Linked DNA regions of Mus musculus: region 1 is linked to region 2. A link is a loop called in an ENCODE intact Hi-C map of the cell type or tissue named here. Cell type or tissue: gastrocnemius. All regions are shown on one strand. Region 1 overlaps Aff1 (AF4/FMR2 family, member 1). Region 2 has its middle 22 kb from the start of Gm25721.

Region 1 (8,000 bases), 160 kb before region 2:
ACCCTCATCAACCTAAGTTTAGTTTACCTGTTTCTCAGAGGGACGGTGTAGCTAACGGTTTAAAGTTTAAGGGGCCAACACACATAAAAGATGAACAACACAGATCTTGGGAAATCCATAGTCACACATAAACCGCCACAGAAGCCGGACGTGAGCGACTTGACTTAACAAGACTTAACACTTGCCTTGCCGTGCATGGAGAAGGTGCCTGGGCCACTTTGGAAGTACTCTTGAAGTGTTCACTGAGAGTACGAGAATACTTCATCACTGTGTCTTTCTTACATCGAAACATCGCCATGTTCAAAAGGGACTGGCAACGCAAGCTGTGAATGAAACCAGAGGTTCTGTCTGGGTGGCCTCACAGGCAGAGCTCCTTGTGGACAGACAGATATACTCTCCCAGTCCTCCCCTGTGAGCATACTGGGTTCTCCCCTCTGGCTGAGCAAGTCCCCTTAAGCATCTCACTATACTGTAGGTACACCACCACCCAAAGGAAACGTTGGCAGAAAAACAAATGCAAGAATATCACTTAAACCCTAAGACCGAAGCATCTCCTGGGCCATCGGAAGACAGGAGGTACCAGTTCCTAGTGACCATGAGTCAGACTAAGTTCCCTCCTGCCATAATTTTCACTTTAAGGAAATTAAGTTAGAGCCGGGCGTGCTGGCATGTGCCTTTAATAACAGCACTGCGTGCTTGAGAGACAGAAGCAGGACGGTCTCTATGTTCCTCTACAAGGCCAGCCTGGTCTACATAATGAGTTCCAGGACAGCCAGAGTTATGTAGAGAGAACTTGGCTCAAAATAAGAGGGAAAAAAAGGAAGATATTTTTAAAATATTTTTTTAGTCAAAGGAAACAAAACTTTAGTGTTTTTTTATACAAAAGCACTAAACAAGCTTTAGTACAACAAATAGAAAAAAGTCTGTACCATAAAACAGCAAATATCTTCTCTTGTGCTGGCATCGTGTTATCTGAGAAGCATTTTAGTGACATCACATACCTGCAGGGAGATAAAACAGTGCATTGAACATTAAACTCGGGGGAGGGGGGGGCAGCGCATGTAATGCTGGCTGTGCTGCTGCTGTCTTCTAGAGGGTATGAAGGGGTATGCAACCCAGCAGGGAAAGGGTTAAGAGCAACCACATGCCGCCCAGAAGACCTGGCCCTGAGGCCTGCTCTCTCAAGTGTGGTGTCCTCATAAGCCCTTAATGAAAGGCCTGGGGCACACAGTGGAGAAAGAAGACACCCGTTATGAAACCTAAGCTGGGAAAAGCACCCTCCCTGAGAGGCTCAGCGTTCTCTTCAGGACACTTGACAGTTATATGCCTCAGTACAGGGGAACACCAGGGCCAAGAAGTGAGAGTGGGTGGGTAGAGGAGTAGGGGGGGGAGGGTATGGGAGACTTTTGGAATAGCATTGGAGATGTAGAAAATACCTAATTTAAAAAAAAAAAAAAAAAAAAGACGACACAGTTGCATCCAGTTATCCTGTGCTCCCTCATATGCAACACACTTTAACTGTGAAAAACCTGTGGACCAACCACCCAGGGCCTCCTCAGGCAAGAAAGGGCAAAGGGCCCCCTCTTTAGCTTTGTAGGGCTCCCCCTCTTTAGCCGCAGGTGGGGAGACCGACAGGTTTGGCCCGGTGGCAGAATACCTCAGCACTTACCTAATGAGGTCTATGGTTTCTGAGTACACAGCGTACGCCGACTTGGCTGAGCTTTCTGACTCTGAGGCCATTCCACACTCGATAAAAGAGAGGACGGCTTCCAAATACTTGAAGGCTTTTCCAGCCTTGTCTACCTGTGGGAGAGGAACACAGGCGTCATGAGGCTGTGGGCAGCCATCGGTCCCTTACCCCATTCAACCCTGTAACTTCTCCACCGTCTTCACCTGATTAGAAAGACGGGTGAGGAAGAATAGAATGAGATGACCAGCCATGGCAGTCAGCACTGACCTACAAGATTGTCTTCTAGCAAAAATCCACCAGGGAAAAGAAAATCACAACGCTTAGAACTCCGCCAAGCACGAGCAGGGTATAGTGCTGCTACCAGCTGCAGCCCAATCACCCTTGCAGCCTACGAGGCAGCACATTAACAGGACAGACACGAGTTTCTTTGTGGAGGTTGAGGTTATATAAAATATGTAACTGGTCACTTAATGATTTGGAGCCCAACAGACTGTTCATCTCTTTCGGCACCTTGTACAAAAACATGCCCTGGCCAACAGGGACAGACTCTCAAAACCCCTTCAAGGAAATGTGGAAATCGGACACCGGTGGTCTGCCTAATCCTGAGCACATATTTGGTCACTTGATCTTCTCGCTGAGTGGCATACAGTCAATTCAATTAAGCGGAAATGTGGCCCACAGCCCGCTTCTCTGCACGTGGCACAGGCACCGCACGCTGGGAGCAGCTGGCTAACTGGGGCTGGCTTGTAGGTTTTGCTAATGCTTCAATTCACTGTGTTCAACAGGGATGAAAGCAGCAAGGATGCGCATGGAAACCAGGAAGGCAGAGATCGTCTGCAGCTGCTCTGGGCTTCTGTGTGCTGCTGCTGCTCCAGGGCAGGGAAACAGTCCTCCCTCCCGCTGCTTTTGGTGCCTCTTCCCAGTAGAGGAGCAAAGTGGAGTGTTCCATGCACATCCATGCACTTACACAAGCACGCACACCTGCATTTCAGAGGCCCCAAAGCTTTTCAGTTTTTAGAAGAAACTTAGTGGTTTTCCCTAAAAGAGTAAGCTCAGAAAATCTGTAGCAGAGTAGGAGTGAAATTTGTATGCCTCGGTCAGCTGTGTGGGTGATAAATAGCTTGCTTTGATGGTGGAGCACCAATCCTCTTTTATTTTATTTTATTTTCACGTGTGTGGTGTTCTGCCTGCATATGTATCGACACCACACATGTGCTGGGCCTGCAAAGGCCAAAGGAGTGCATAAGATCCTCTAGACCCGGAGCTGCAGGCAAAGTGAGCTGCCATGCAGTGTTGGGGAGCCGAGCCCAGGTTCTCTGCAGGAGCAGCAAGTGCTCTTAACTCCTGTACGGAAACCCAAGGCTCTGATTCTCAAACTTACTTAAAACCATTTCTCTCGGGGAATTTCCAAAATGAATACTGCCCTTAGTACAGAAATGAAGGGACATATAAACTTACTCCATCCCTACCTCCTTAAGGCTAACGGGTCTCCTGAGACAGCTAGACAGCTATCTCGGTTCTAGGAGGGAACAGAATTCCCTCCTCAAGGAGAGAACAATGTAAAGAAGAAACACATCCCCATGACCAGCTGTGCACCTCACTGTCTGGAACGCCAAGTAGACAGCTCTGTGGTAGCTGAGCCACAGTGGCACTCAGTGACTCCAGAACTCAGAGGCCGAGCAGGAGCATGGCCACATGTCTGAGGCCAACCTGGGCTAAGATCTTTCATGAGAAGCAGAGGAGGGAGACCACAAACAGGTCACTTCCAGAACTGGCAGGTCCCGAGAATAGTCATTACAATTAGATGCAACAGGTATAACAGGTATAAAGCAGAGGGTCCTGGCTCACCAGAGAGGAAGGGGATGCAACCCGAAGCTCTCTGCAGTATTAACTGCAAATGCTAACAGTGTCTAAGTGAGGTAAGATTTTGCTCTCTGCCTACAGTGCAAAATAGGTCCCCCTCTCCCCTAACCCAACCTGAAACAGTCACAATGAGCCCACAGCATCTTGGGAAGTGTGAAAGAGGTGGCTGAGCTCACAACCCTGCTTGGTGCAGACTGAGCACACACAGCCAGGGCACAGAGCAGGTTCAGTGCCTTGACCCCTCACAGCACTAGGCATGGGAGGCGACCAGAGACCATTTTATCTGACAAACAAGGGGGCCTGCAACCTGGGATAGAAAGGCACAGGCCAAAATTCCCATGGCCACAAGGGGGCAGCTTGTCACAAAGAACCAGAGACAATCTGTCTGGGGAACCTCCAGGATCTTTAAATAGGATGAAGAAGGTGACTGAGATGGCCCAGCAGGTAAAAGTGCTTCAACCAAGTCTGATGACATGGTCTGACACTTGGGAGCCACATGGTGGAAGGAAGGAGAGACCCAAGTCCTGAGAGTCATCTTATGAGTATGGCACAACCCCCAACCCCAAATAAGTGTAATAAAAACTAAATACAAACAAACAAACAAACAAATAAATAAGACTAAGGGAAAATGGAATCCTACCATGCCCATACTTAACAGCAAAACATGCCCTTTCAGAAGCAGCCCAGAGGCTGGCAGATGAAGACAGCCACTGTTTTTGGACATGTTTATAGTGCCTGCACCTTACAATCTCTTCCCGAGGCCAGCTATCCCTTCAGATCTGTGCACAAGATCACTCTGGAATGCAAATAGGCTGCCTCGCCTTGCATAGCACTCAGGGTGGGACATCTCAAGAACTGATTCAGTGGGTTGAGAAAAGTACCCATACATTAAACCGACATCCCACTGATGAAGTTCCACTCAGATACAGTCTGCAAACCTGTACACGATCAGACTGAACTATAGGAGCCAAAGAACACAGAACGCCTCAGACCTCAGTCATAAGACATCTGATTATCCTGCTTACAAGTGGCTAACAGCAGGCACCCTCTTCCTGTCTACCCCATCCCAGGTCCCCAGGTCCCCAGTCTTCCTCCCTGCTGCCGAATCCCAGAGCACCCACAGACATTACTCTACCCGCTGCCCCATTCCCATACGTATGGTGAGGGCAGAATGGAAACCACTGTTTAATCAAGGGCATGGGAACAGAGACTGACCATTGTCTCTGCTTTGCACTTCAGCTTTTTAGCCTCCTTCATGTGAAAGTCAGCTTGTTGTCTGCAAAACAAGGAAGAAAAGGCAGGTGTGGGTCATACAAATAAGAATGACTACCTGGGGCAGGAGAAGAGGTGAAAAGGAAAGGGGGAGGTGGGGGGTGGGGTAGACACTGGGCTTACCTGTCAGACTTCACCTGTGGCTTCCCTGGTTTAGCGTTACCATTCGGCAAAGAAGGCACTGGAAAAGGATTTGCAGCATTCGCAGCATCCCCAGAAGATCCCTATAAAACACAGCCACAGATTGTGCTGTTAGCTCGAGAGGCCACGGACCTAGCAGCGCCAGCCTTCCAAAGCCAGGAGAGTGCATGGTGGGTAACAGTAAAACCACAGGCTAGCTTAGCTTGGCCACCACTTCCCTAGCTATGGCTGTACCTGGCTCTGTGGCCTGGCATCTACGTGAGGAAGAACAAATAACGCACAAGCAGAGTGGTCTCTCTGCCCCCGGCACGCACCAGTGTAACTGGAAGCCAGGGTGGCTGATTTCTGTCCTGTTAAGATGGATAATTGAAGTATCTGAGATTAAAGAGGCAAAGAACTGAACTCTTAAGCCAACATCTCAACATCTGAAAGAAACTCACTATGAAAGCTGCTGTGATTTTTCCATCTCTGATCACTTCGAGAAAAAAACAAAGAACGCCACCCCATATTTTCTATAAGAGTAGCTATCACGTCATTTGTGGTAGTTAAAAACAACTCAAGGTTGCCAGCATGTGTGAGAGACCCACTAGCGGCTTTGCTTACCTTGTGTTCAGAGCCCCTGGCCTGTACTTTTCTGTGCTTGGGAGCGGGAGGGTCTGTAGAGCTGCTCTTTGTGCTGCTGGCACTTCTGGGGGGTTCCTGGCTACACGTGTCTTCGTCTGGCCTTGGCCTCTTCTGTGCAGGTCTGCTTGGCTTCTGGGAGGATGAGGAAGAGGAGACTGAGGACGCCGATGCTGGAGGCAGCATTTCCTTTCTTGAGTTCTCTGAGGAGGACCTGGGCGCTCTGGTGTGAAACAACAATGGAAGCTGAAGACACATCACATCTGAGTATGTTTATAATGGACAAGGTGGTCACCGGCACAAAAGACTGCAGTGCCATGAAGCATGTAATTATGGATTTAGGGACTTTCTCAAGCTTTATTAAATCCAGCTGTTGAATAGTACCAAACTGTAGGGTTTGCACCAACCTGGAAGATTTTAACCATTTTCTATCACTGGTTTTCCCTGCTCACCTATCCGTACCTTACCCCAACAAACAGGTAAGCTCAACTGTCACCCTCACGTGGCAGGGTGACATAACTGACAGCAGGCTCCCCCACAAAAAAAAAGTACTTGGGATATACTTGTGTTTTGCCGAGTCTCTTGTGAGGCGATTTTGTGAATAAGCCAGAGAGCATGAATGACAGGTATTCTTTATAGCCATGCTACCTCAACACTACTGATCTCTTTGGGCATACCTCTGTCCCTCTAAAGACAGAGCATCGAACCTGAGCTGTCCTGAGTCCAAGCAAAACCCAGTAGCTACCCCAGGGCTTTGAATCAATTTTGCCCGTCTTTCTTATACGCCTATAAATAAAATATAATAAAATAAAGTAGAAGGAGGACGAAGAGGCAGAGGAGGAGGAGGCAGAGGAAGGGGAGAAGGAGGAAGAGGAGGAAGAGAAGAAGAAAATGGCTGATAGTGCTTTTCTTCTATGTCTGTATGTCTGTCCATCTAAATAACTAGGGATTAAAGCTAGGATCGCTACATCCTAAAGTGCTCTGCCACTAACCTATACAACTGATTCTTATTTTCTTCTATGAAAAAAAAAAAAAAGAATTGAAGGTAAGAGGCAGCTGGATGCAGGGTACCTTGCTTAGCATGTGCAAGGCCTGGAGTTATCCCCAACCCTGATTTTATGTACATAAACAGTAATTCTAGGTGTTTAGGAAATGCTCTGTGAAAATGTTTTTGATAAATCTCAGTTTGCCACCAAAGAAATGAGCACACCCATGGCCGAGAGTAAGCACCACACTCTGTTTCTAGTGCAAATGGAGCCCGCTACTGTCGCAGGCTGTTCCCGCCTGGATACTCACTTTGTTCTGGAAGATTCTGTATGGGAAGATGAAGATGACGCAGTCTGCGACTTATCCAGTTTGTGTCTCTTGTTACTGTGCTCTTTTTCTGGGTCACCCTGTTATTGCAGGTGATAGACACAGACATGTTAGAACCATCACACAGACAAAGGGAGAGGGAAGTGCAGACACAGCAACTGGACCTAAATGACCACTAGAGGTGCGCCCTCAGGTGTATGGACTGCGTGTGAAACAGGTGGAGAGAGCACCCTTACACAGTTACGGGCTTCTAACGGCACTGTCAGCTTGCACATAATATACTTTGGTCATTACCTTCTCTTGGCCACCCTTGACGCTTGCTGGTTCCTCCTCTTTTCTTCCATAGTATCCCTCTCCTACTGTCACTGCTATATGTATATGTATATAGTCCTATGTCATTCATATATGTATAATATAGATGATACCAATATACCCCTTCTCCTACATTGTCACCTATGTATGTGTGTGTGCATATAATCCCTCTCCTACTTTATCTTATACATAACACACACACACACACACACACACACACACACACACACACACACACAAAGGCTGTCCTGGAACTCGCTGTGTAGACCAAGCTAGTCTCAAACTCACAGAAATCCGCCGGCCTCTGCCTCCCAGGAGCTGATTTAAAGGTGTGTGCCACCACACCCAGCTTGTCTTGCATTTTAAACTCTGGGTTTTTCATAAGATGAAACATGTGAGGTTTGTCTGAGTCTGGCTACACATACACACAGATTAGATGAAACTGTAACCATTATTAATGGAAGACACAGAAAATGTACAGTGATAAATCTAATAGCAAAATCTAGTGTGTGAGGTAAAAAAGGCCTAAAGCCACAACTAAAATGCCCCAAGTTCCATTCCACAGTGAGCATGAGCCAGCAGCAGTCCCTAACAGAAAAATCTGGATGTGAGAGGTACTGGTGAGCGCAGGACTGTGGTGTCATTACGACATGCCTGGCTCTCTGCTCAGAACAACGGTAACGCCCACACATCTCTTGTCTAATGAAAGGCTAAAACAGAACTCTGCCACAGGGACAGTAAATCTCTTATCTGTTTAGCACCTTCTTGTGCCACCTGAAGGCCACAC
Region 2 (8,000 bases):
GGGCGGGAGGGGGTAAGACTGTTTCTTAAGTAGTTCTTTTTGTCTTTGCTTTAAGAAAAAGAAATATTTATGACTAAAATTTAAATATCCAGTTATAAGTTAAGATAAACAGTACATTTTTATGGAAAACCATTTTCCCCCAACTCTAAGTAAAGTTGATGAAGTGGCTGAATTCCTTTATGTTTGTGCGTATCTTCAGTGCCTGCCTTAATGGAAGACTAAGGGATGCTGGTATCTAGCTTGTCACTCTGTTTGGTCGGGTGTTCAGCAAAAATCTCTGACCCCACATAGGTAAAACATCAGCTTCCTTTCTGTGACGCATTCTGCTCTGCTGGAAAAGCTCGTCCCATCCTCATCTTGATGTCTTGTACTGTTTCTAGTCCCTTAAGCCAGAACACTTTGGCCCTTCACACTAATATTCTATATTCTCAGTCCTTCCTTTTGAAGTAGAATCAGTTAGGTTGTGGGCTTAGTTCAGTGACAGAAGGCTTATCTGATGAATCCATAGCTCTGGATTTGGTCTCTAGCTAGTGTGGCTAGTGTGTTCATGTGCACACGTGTGCATGCATGCACACATACACGTAATATTGTATTTGTCCTTCAGAGCATATTTATTTATTTACTTGTTCATTTAGTCATTCCATAATCCTGGACTATCCTTGGCAAGGCACCTTGTAGGTCTTTGTGCTAGAAAGACAAGTAGGAAAAAAAATCTTACTCTGGAATAGGGGTTTTCAAACATTTTTCTCTAAAGCAAAATGTTTTAAGACTGGGTATGGTGCTACGTGTCTTTAATTGCAGCATTCAAGAAAGGGGGGGGGCAGGTTTATTTTATTTGATATTGAGTAGCTTTTACAGTCCTGACACTCACTATACAGATCAGGCTGGCCCCAAACTCAGAGCTCACACCTGCCTCTGCTTCTTGAATTTTCAGATTAAAGGTGTGCATCACCCAAGTCATGTTTGTTTGTTTGTTTGTTTGTTTGTAATGTATCCTAGGCTGGCTTTGAACCCTTTTTGTAGCTGAAGAGAATGGCCTTGAGTTCCTTCTGATCTCCTGTGCTCTTAGATAGCAGGCATGCACTGCTTTGTCTGGTTTTATGGGGTACCGGGGATCAAACCCAGGCCTTTGCATATGTTAGGCAAGCTACATATCAACTGAGCTATATATCCCAGGCCCATCGAGCTTTCTGTGAACAGCCAGTTAGTAAAAATGTAAGTTTCATTGGTCACCCGTGTTCTCTCACAAGCACTGAATTTAGCCATTAATAACACCAGAGTGCTGACATCCTTGAAAGGACCACTCCTCTGAGATAATGTTGTTTGCAAAAGCAGGTGCTAGGTTGTCGTTTGCTGACACCTGCTCTAAACATCAACAACTAACCAAATGGGGAAACCTGTAGTGAATGCTAATGAATAAGATACAGCAAGAAAATATGGAGAATAGAGAAGAATAGAGAAGCAAGGGGAAGAGTTTATGGAAGATGAGTCGGGAAAAGAAGTTAGAAGGAATCGAGGCTGTGCCCTGTGCTCAGGAGTCTGTGTTCTAAGACAGAGCCGGAAGAAGGCATATTGGTAAATAATAGAGTCGAGTTTCAGGTTGAAAGGGAGGAGATAAGAAAAGTCCACACTAGTCACATTATGGAGGAATTTAAGAGTATCAACAATGAAGAAGACATTCTGAGACCTTCTAGAAACAGGACACGTGATATTTGATTTCTTACAGGCACACCGGCTGCAGGGCAGTAACATTTATTAAATGCTACAAGACAAAACAGAAAAGTGTTGAGCCTAGAATTTTCAAAATAAACCATCTGAAGTGAGCCACCTCAAGTCTGATCGGGGCACGATGGCTCACCTCCAGAAACACAAAGGCAGGATTGTGTGGGAGAGGTCAACCTGGGCTACAGAGTAAGATCAAGTCTCAAAGGCAGAAGAAAGGAGCCGGATGTGGTGGCACAAGCTGTTAATCCCAGAACTTGGAGGGGGAGCATAAACTGGACAAGTTCAAGGTTGTCCTCAGTTACACAATGACTTGGAGGCTGGGCTCTGTGAAACTCTGTCTCCAGAAAACAACAACAACACACACATACACACACACACACACACACACTCACCCATGTGGGGGGCCACAATAAAACTGACAAATTCAAGGAAGAGTTATTACACAAGGACTAACTTTAAAAATAAATTTTTTTTATGCTGAGTGTGGTATGGCACATCTTTGATCCAAGCACCCCGAATAAGAGGCTGAGGCAGATGAGCTCTGAGCTCGAGGCCAGCCTGATCTACAGGATGAGTACCAGGACAGACGGGGCTATGCAGAGCGACCCTGTCTTGAAACAAAAACAATACTGAACAACTGACTACTTTTAGGCTAGCCTGGCATACATAGTGAGTTCCAGGACAGAGCTGCATGGTGAAACCCTATCTAAAACAACTGTGTGTGTGTGTGTGTGTGTGTGTGTGTGTGTGTGTGTGTGTGCATGTGTGCGTGTGTGTATAGGCTAGAGGATCAAACTCAGGCTTGGCAGCAAATGCCTTAACCTACTGAGACATATCCTTGGCCCCTTGGCTCTGTAGTTTTTTGGGAGGTTGGGGATGGGAGCAGGGCAGGGTTCCTATAGCCCAGCTAGCCTTGAACTCCTGATCCTCCTGCCTGCACCCAGAAAGTGCTATGGGGGAAGACACACCCCACCACAGCTGGCTACTGATTGCTGTTTCAGCCCTGTTTCTACAAGATATTCTGTTCCCCAGAGTCTGAGACGTAAAACTAACTCCCAGCAGCCTGAACATGAAATGCTAATGGACATAAAAGAAAATAACGATTAATACCTATGAATCAATGCACACACAACGAATACAAATGCGAAACTACCCTTGTCTTTGCTGCTGGTCCTGAGGCCAGAGCTAAGGTGCTGATGTCTCCTCTTTCCACTGCTTACTTCATATATATATATATAAAGTTTATTTTAGGAAGTACTGAAATGAAGGAAAACAAAAAGTCCAGATGTAGTTAATGTAGTCTTAAAAAAGGAAAAGGCCCCTAGGTCTAAAGCAGAGAGGAATGAAAATAAAATTAGATCAGTTACAACTCAGAATTGAAACCTAAAAAATTGTGAAATATTAATACGGTGGACACTTCAGGAGGAAGGATCGAAATGGACGCAGACCGAGCTAATTTGCTTACTATCATTATTTACTTATTTTTGTAGTGCTGGGAATTGACCTTGCGTATATTAGGCAACCCGTCTTCCACTAAAATATTTCTAAAATTTAAGAAATAATACGGATTGTCAGTTCTGGGCTAGCCTGGGGCACTTAATAAGATGCAGTGCTCCTCACCACAGGAACAGTTACTAGAACCAGCATGACAGGGAGGAACCAGTGCCCCTCAGCGTCTCTCTAGTGCCCTCTATTGGTAAGGCTCAACATTGCATGACCTGGCAAAGAAATTTTCTCTGACCAGGAAAAGGAAATGGAGCTGAAAGGCTCAAAACACACATGCATGCATCTCTACACATAATAAAAAATTAAACAAACTTTTTTCATTCCTTGTTTATTTTTGAGATGGGGTCTTTCTATATAGCCTGACTGTCCTGGATCTCACTATGTAGAACAGGCTAACCGTGGTCTCAGAAATCCACTGGCCTCTGCCTCCTGAGTCCAGGAATTAAAGACATACACCATTATTCCTTGAAAAATAAATGGTTTTTAAAAATTCAGTTCTGGGAGGCTGGAGAGATGGCTCAGTGGTTAAGAGCATTGACTGTTCTTCCAGAGGTCTTGAGTTCAATTCCCAGCAACCACATGGTGGCTCATAATCATCGGTAATGAGATCTGATGCACTTTTCTGAAGAAGGCTACAGTGTACTTAAGTATAATAAAATAAATATTTGGGCCGGAGTGAGCAGCAGGGACTGAGTGAGTGGAGTTGACTGGAGTGAGCAGAGGCCCTAAAAAATTCAACCCCCAGCAACCACATGAAGGCTCACAGCTGTCTGCACAAGTACAGTGTACTCACATACATTAAATAAATAAATAAATCTTTTTTTAAAAATTCACATACCTAGGATCTAAGAATTTGGTTCCGTGGCAGTCCACTTGGGCTAGTGTGCACAGAGCCCTGGCTTCAATCCCCAACAATCCCCTCCCCCACAATCCATTCACAAGAAGGCTCGTGTTGTTATATGATTCCACAAATACAATGGAACCAGACGGTCAAACTCATCTAAACACAAAGGTGACTGACTGGTGCTGCCACAGCCCAGGTCGGGAGGAAAAATGGAAGGTGGTTGCTTAACACACAGAGAACTTCAGTTGGGATGACAGAGAAATTGGTGGAGTCGAGAAGTTGCACAGTGATTGTTACACAAAATACGAATATATTTCACGATAAGTAAAAGCGGTAATAACTGTGGGGAGGGTTGTCCTTCCACGGTAGAGCATGTCCCAATCTCTGTGCTCCAACACCCAGTACCAAACAGCTCCACGAAGGCCGAAGTGATCAACTTCATTCAAAATAAGAAATGACTCAAGCACTGGCTACCTTAAACTTGATCAATTGATTTTGTGTGTCCGGCGGCTGAGGTAAAATACCATGACCAGGAGCAGGAAGGTCTTACTTGGCTTACAGTTCCAGAGGGATGAGAGTCAGGACGGGCAACTGTGGCAGTGAGCAGTGGACACACCGGAACAGAAATGAGGGCTCACATCTCCAACAGCAGGTAGGAAGCAGAGTCAACTGGAAGGAGGGTGAATCTTTCAACTCTCGGAGCCCGCCCCCAGTGACACACTTCCTTCAGCAAGACCACACCTCCTAGGCATCCCCAAACAGCCACTGGGAACCAAATATCAAGTGTCTGGACTGTGGGGGACATCTCTTTCAAACCACCATACATGGAGATTAGAGGACAATTTATAGGAGTCAATTATGTGGGTCCTAGGGACCAAACTCAGGCTCGGCAGCAAGTGTTTTGTTTGTGTGTGTGTGTGTGTGTGTGTGTTTTGTTTTTGTTTTGTTTTGTTTTGTTTTGTTTTGTTTTGTTTTGTTTTGCTTTGTTTTCGAGACAGGGTTTCTCTGTGTAGCCCTGGCTGTCCTGGAACTCACTTTGTAGATCAGCCTGGCCTCGAACTCAGAAATACGCCTGCCTCTGCCTCCCAAGTGCTGGGATTAAAGGTGTGCACCACCATGCCCAGCTGGCAGCAAGTGTCTTAACCTACTGAGCCATACCCTTGGCCCCTTGGTCCTGTGGGGTTTTGGGGGTGGGTTTATGGGCAGGACAGGGTTTCTATAGCCCAGCTAGCCTTGAACTCCTGATCCTCCTGCCTGCACCCAGAAAGTGCTATGAGGGAAGACACACCCCACCACAGATGGCTAAAGACTGACTGCTTTTCATTTCAGTCCTGTTTCTACTAGATATTCTGTTTCCCAGAGTCTGAGACGTAAAACTAACTCCCAGCAGCCTGAACATAAAATGCTAATGGACATAAAAGAAAATAACAATGGATCCTTATGAATCAGCGCACATGTAATGAATACGAATGTGAAACTACCCTTGTCTTTGCTGCTGGTCCTGAGGCCAGAGCTAAGGAGCTGATGTGTTCTCTTTCTACTGCCTACTTCCTATTTCCTTCGTTCCTATTTCAGCTGGTCTGCTGGCCTATGAAGTGTCCTAACCTCTCAGACAATGGGTTTTCCATTCCTTTGTGATGTGTTTGCTACACTTTTCTATTAGTATGTCCTACCGGGCATTGATGTAACACACACTCCTGCTCTGACGGTACAGTAGCCCCTCAGTGTGGTTGGGATTCTTGATGGTTGTGAGCAGTCACTCTCTCCGTACAGAGACCTTCTGTCCGGGTCACCAGGCTGCGGAGGAGCTTAAGACAGGCAAGCAGTAGTATCATATTCCACACTCATGGCCACATGGCTGGATCAGCAAACCTCAGAGCTACCAAGACAAGAAGAGACTTTTTCTGAGTAGACTGCTCATGAATAACTGTCTCTCCTGATCACGCATCTTGACTTCCAGACCTGGATACACTCACTGTGGAGGAAATGGTTGAAAAATAGTCTCTGACTTAACGCAAACGCCAAAGCTTGTAGGAACCCTGTCCTTAAAGGTGTCTTATCACTGCTGTGGTCTCCCTTCAAATTCCTAGTTTGAAAATCCCACCCCCAAACTAAACAGTATTTGGAGGCAAGGTCTTTGAGAATTGGTTAGGTTGTATCATGAGAGCCCGCACAAATGAGGTGAGATTCCGTTAATGTAAGAGAGTGTAGAGATAGCCTTCCCTCCTGCAGCAGTCAAGGACAGAGTGGAGAGAAGAGTTGGTTTGAGGCTGGTGTCTGCAGATGGCAAATAACGCTCTCAGCAACTGTGTTAGCCAGGTCAGCCTTGGTCTGCATCGTAGAGCGCATGCCCAGAATCCACCTTTCCCATCATGGACACATTGTGTATGAGCCCAGGGAGTAAGAAGAACAAGATTGTTTGGCTTCTACGGAGTATGTTATATTGTTCTGTAAGATCATGCTTACAGTGAGTCTCCTTTGGTTAACACTCACAAAGACATAAATATCTCTCCGATGCTGTCTTTGCTAAGAAAGGCCCGTGACACTCCTTACTCCCATACTTCTTTGGCGCCACAACTTCAGGTTTTTCTCTCTTTTGACCATCTGGCTGGCTGGATTGTTTCCATCTATACACAAGCCGATGGAAGGATACACGCCTTCTCATTGCAAACAAAAGAGATGTATTATGCTCCTAGGGCTGCAAAGACTAATTACAGTGTCATAAACACACACACACACACACACACACACACACACACACACACACACATACACACAGCATCAGAAGTGCCTTGCTTCTCAGCTCTCGAGGTGTAACATCTGAAGTAAGGTTAGTATGACTATGCTCCTTCTGCAGGCTCTTAGAGAGGCCTCTTCTTTACTTATGTGTAGTGTCTGTTGCCTTCTAGCAACCCTTGGCGAATGCTGGCTCAAGACATATCCCTCAAGTATTTGTCTCCATCATTAACACATGGAATTTTCCGTATGTGTCTGTGTCCAGATTTCCCTCTATTATAAGGGCATCTGTCACTGCATTTACGTGTCACTGAATTTAGGAACTATCCTGTCTGGTATGACCCCATTTTAACTCAAGGGCATCTGTAGCAATATCATTCTCAAATGAGGTCACAGTCACAGATAGACATGCCTTGGGGGTTGGGGGAAAATGACTTAGCGTGTGTAGAAGGCTATCCCACTGGGCAGGTTTTCCTTCAGCAATGTCAAGGTTATTACTGGGTGGGGCTTTGTTTAAGCACCTTACAAAGCTGTTGAAGTTTAACTAGAAATAGAAGTAGTTTCACATTATAAAATCTGCTATATACTTTTTATTACGTTTCTTATTTATCATGCATTTGTGTATGTGCCGGTGTGTATCAGAGTACGCAGGTAGAGGTCAGAGGACAACCTGCAAGACTGGATTCTCTCCTTCTATCACGTGTGTGGGACCTGGAAACTGACCTTGGAAACTTGCATCTCTACAAGTTGAGACAGCTTGCTGAGCCCTGGGGTGTGTGTGTGTGTTTGTTTAGGTTTTATTTGTTTGTTTTGTTTTGTTTTTCTTTTGAGGCAGTGTCTCTCTATGTAGGTCCCAGGGTCCTGGAACTTCCAGAGATCTGCAATCTTCTTTTGTAAACCAGTCTGTTCTCAAAATTCATTTTCCTATCTCTGCCTCCAAAGTGTTAGATACACTTAAAAAATGTATGTGTGTGTGAGTGTGTGAACACACTTGATCCATCCACTAGCAGAGGTTAGACCCTATCACTCCCTCCCTGTTACTCCATCTGAGGCAGTCTCTTTCTTCATTGGGGCTCCTGTTGCTTGGCTAGGCTGGCAGCCAGCAGCCTCCTGTTTCTATCCTCCTTGGAGCCCAAGCGACAGGCATGAGCTGGACACCCAGCTTCTTACGGGGTGCTGGATCTGAACC

The links. Hi-C counts contacts between places; a loop is a spot of excess contacts. Peaks named below come from ENCODE experiments on the same cell type or tissue, not always from the same donor. Only the 100,000 strongest peaks of a DNase experiment are listed, where the experiment ranks them.
Region 1: it touches region 2 in a loop (4-fold over the local background); 10 of 42 quality-filtered maps call a loop at or near these places.

What each region holds. Positions count from the first base shown.
Region 1 is chr5:103,840,037-103,848,036 of GRCm38, reverse strand. Aff1 (AF4/FMR2 family, member 1) reads right to left here. Exons shown (of 20, transcript NM_133919.4): 12 at 6,884-6,981; 13 at 5,570-5,810; 14 at 4,949-5,049; 15 at 4,769-4,829; 16 at 1,670-1,803; 17 at 930-1,001; 18 at 186-323. Among named protein-coding and RNA genes, the nearest start is that of Gm42139, 42 kb to the left of the region's middle. In gastrocnemius, a CTCF peak has its summit at 3,902 (motif pointing right); DNase peaks (open chromatin) are centred at 1,162, 2,067, 2,396 and 3,889; H3K4me3 peaks cover 730 bases; H3K27ac peaks cover 5,023 bases.
Region 2 is chr5:103,675,959-103,683,958 of GRCm38, reverse strand. No RefSeq gene overlaps it. Among named protein-coding and RNA genes, the nearest start is that of Gm25721, 22 kb to the right of the region's middle. In gastrocnemius, a CTCF peak has its summit at 3,421 (motif pointing left); a DNase peak (open chromatin) is centred at 3,421; H3K27ac peaks cover 880 bases.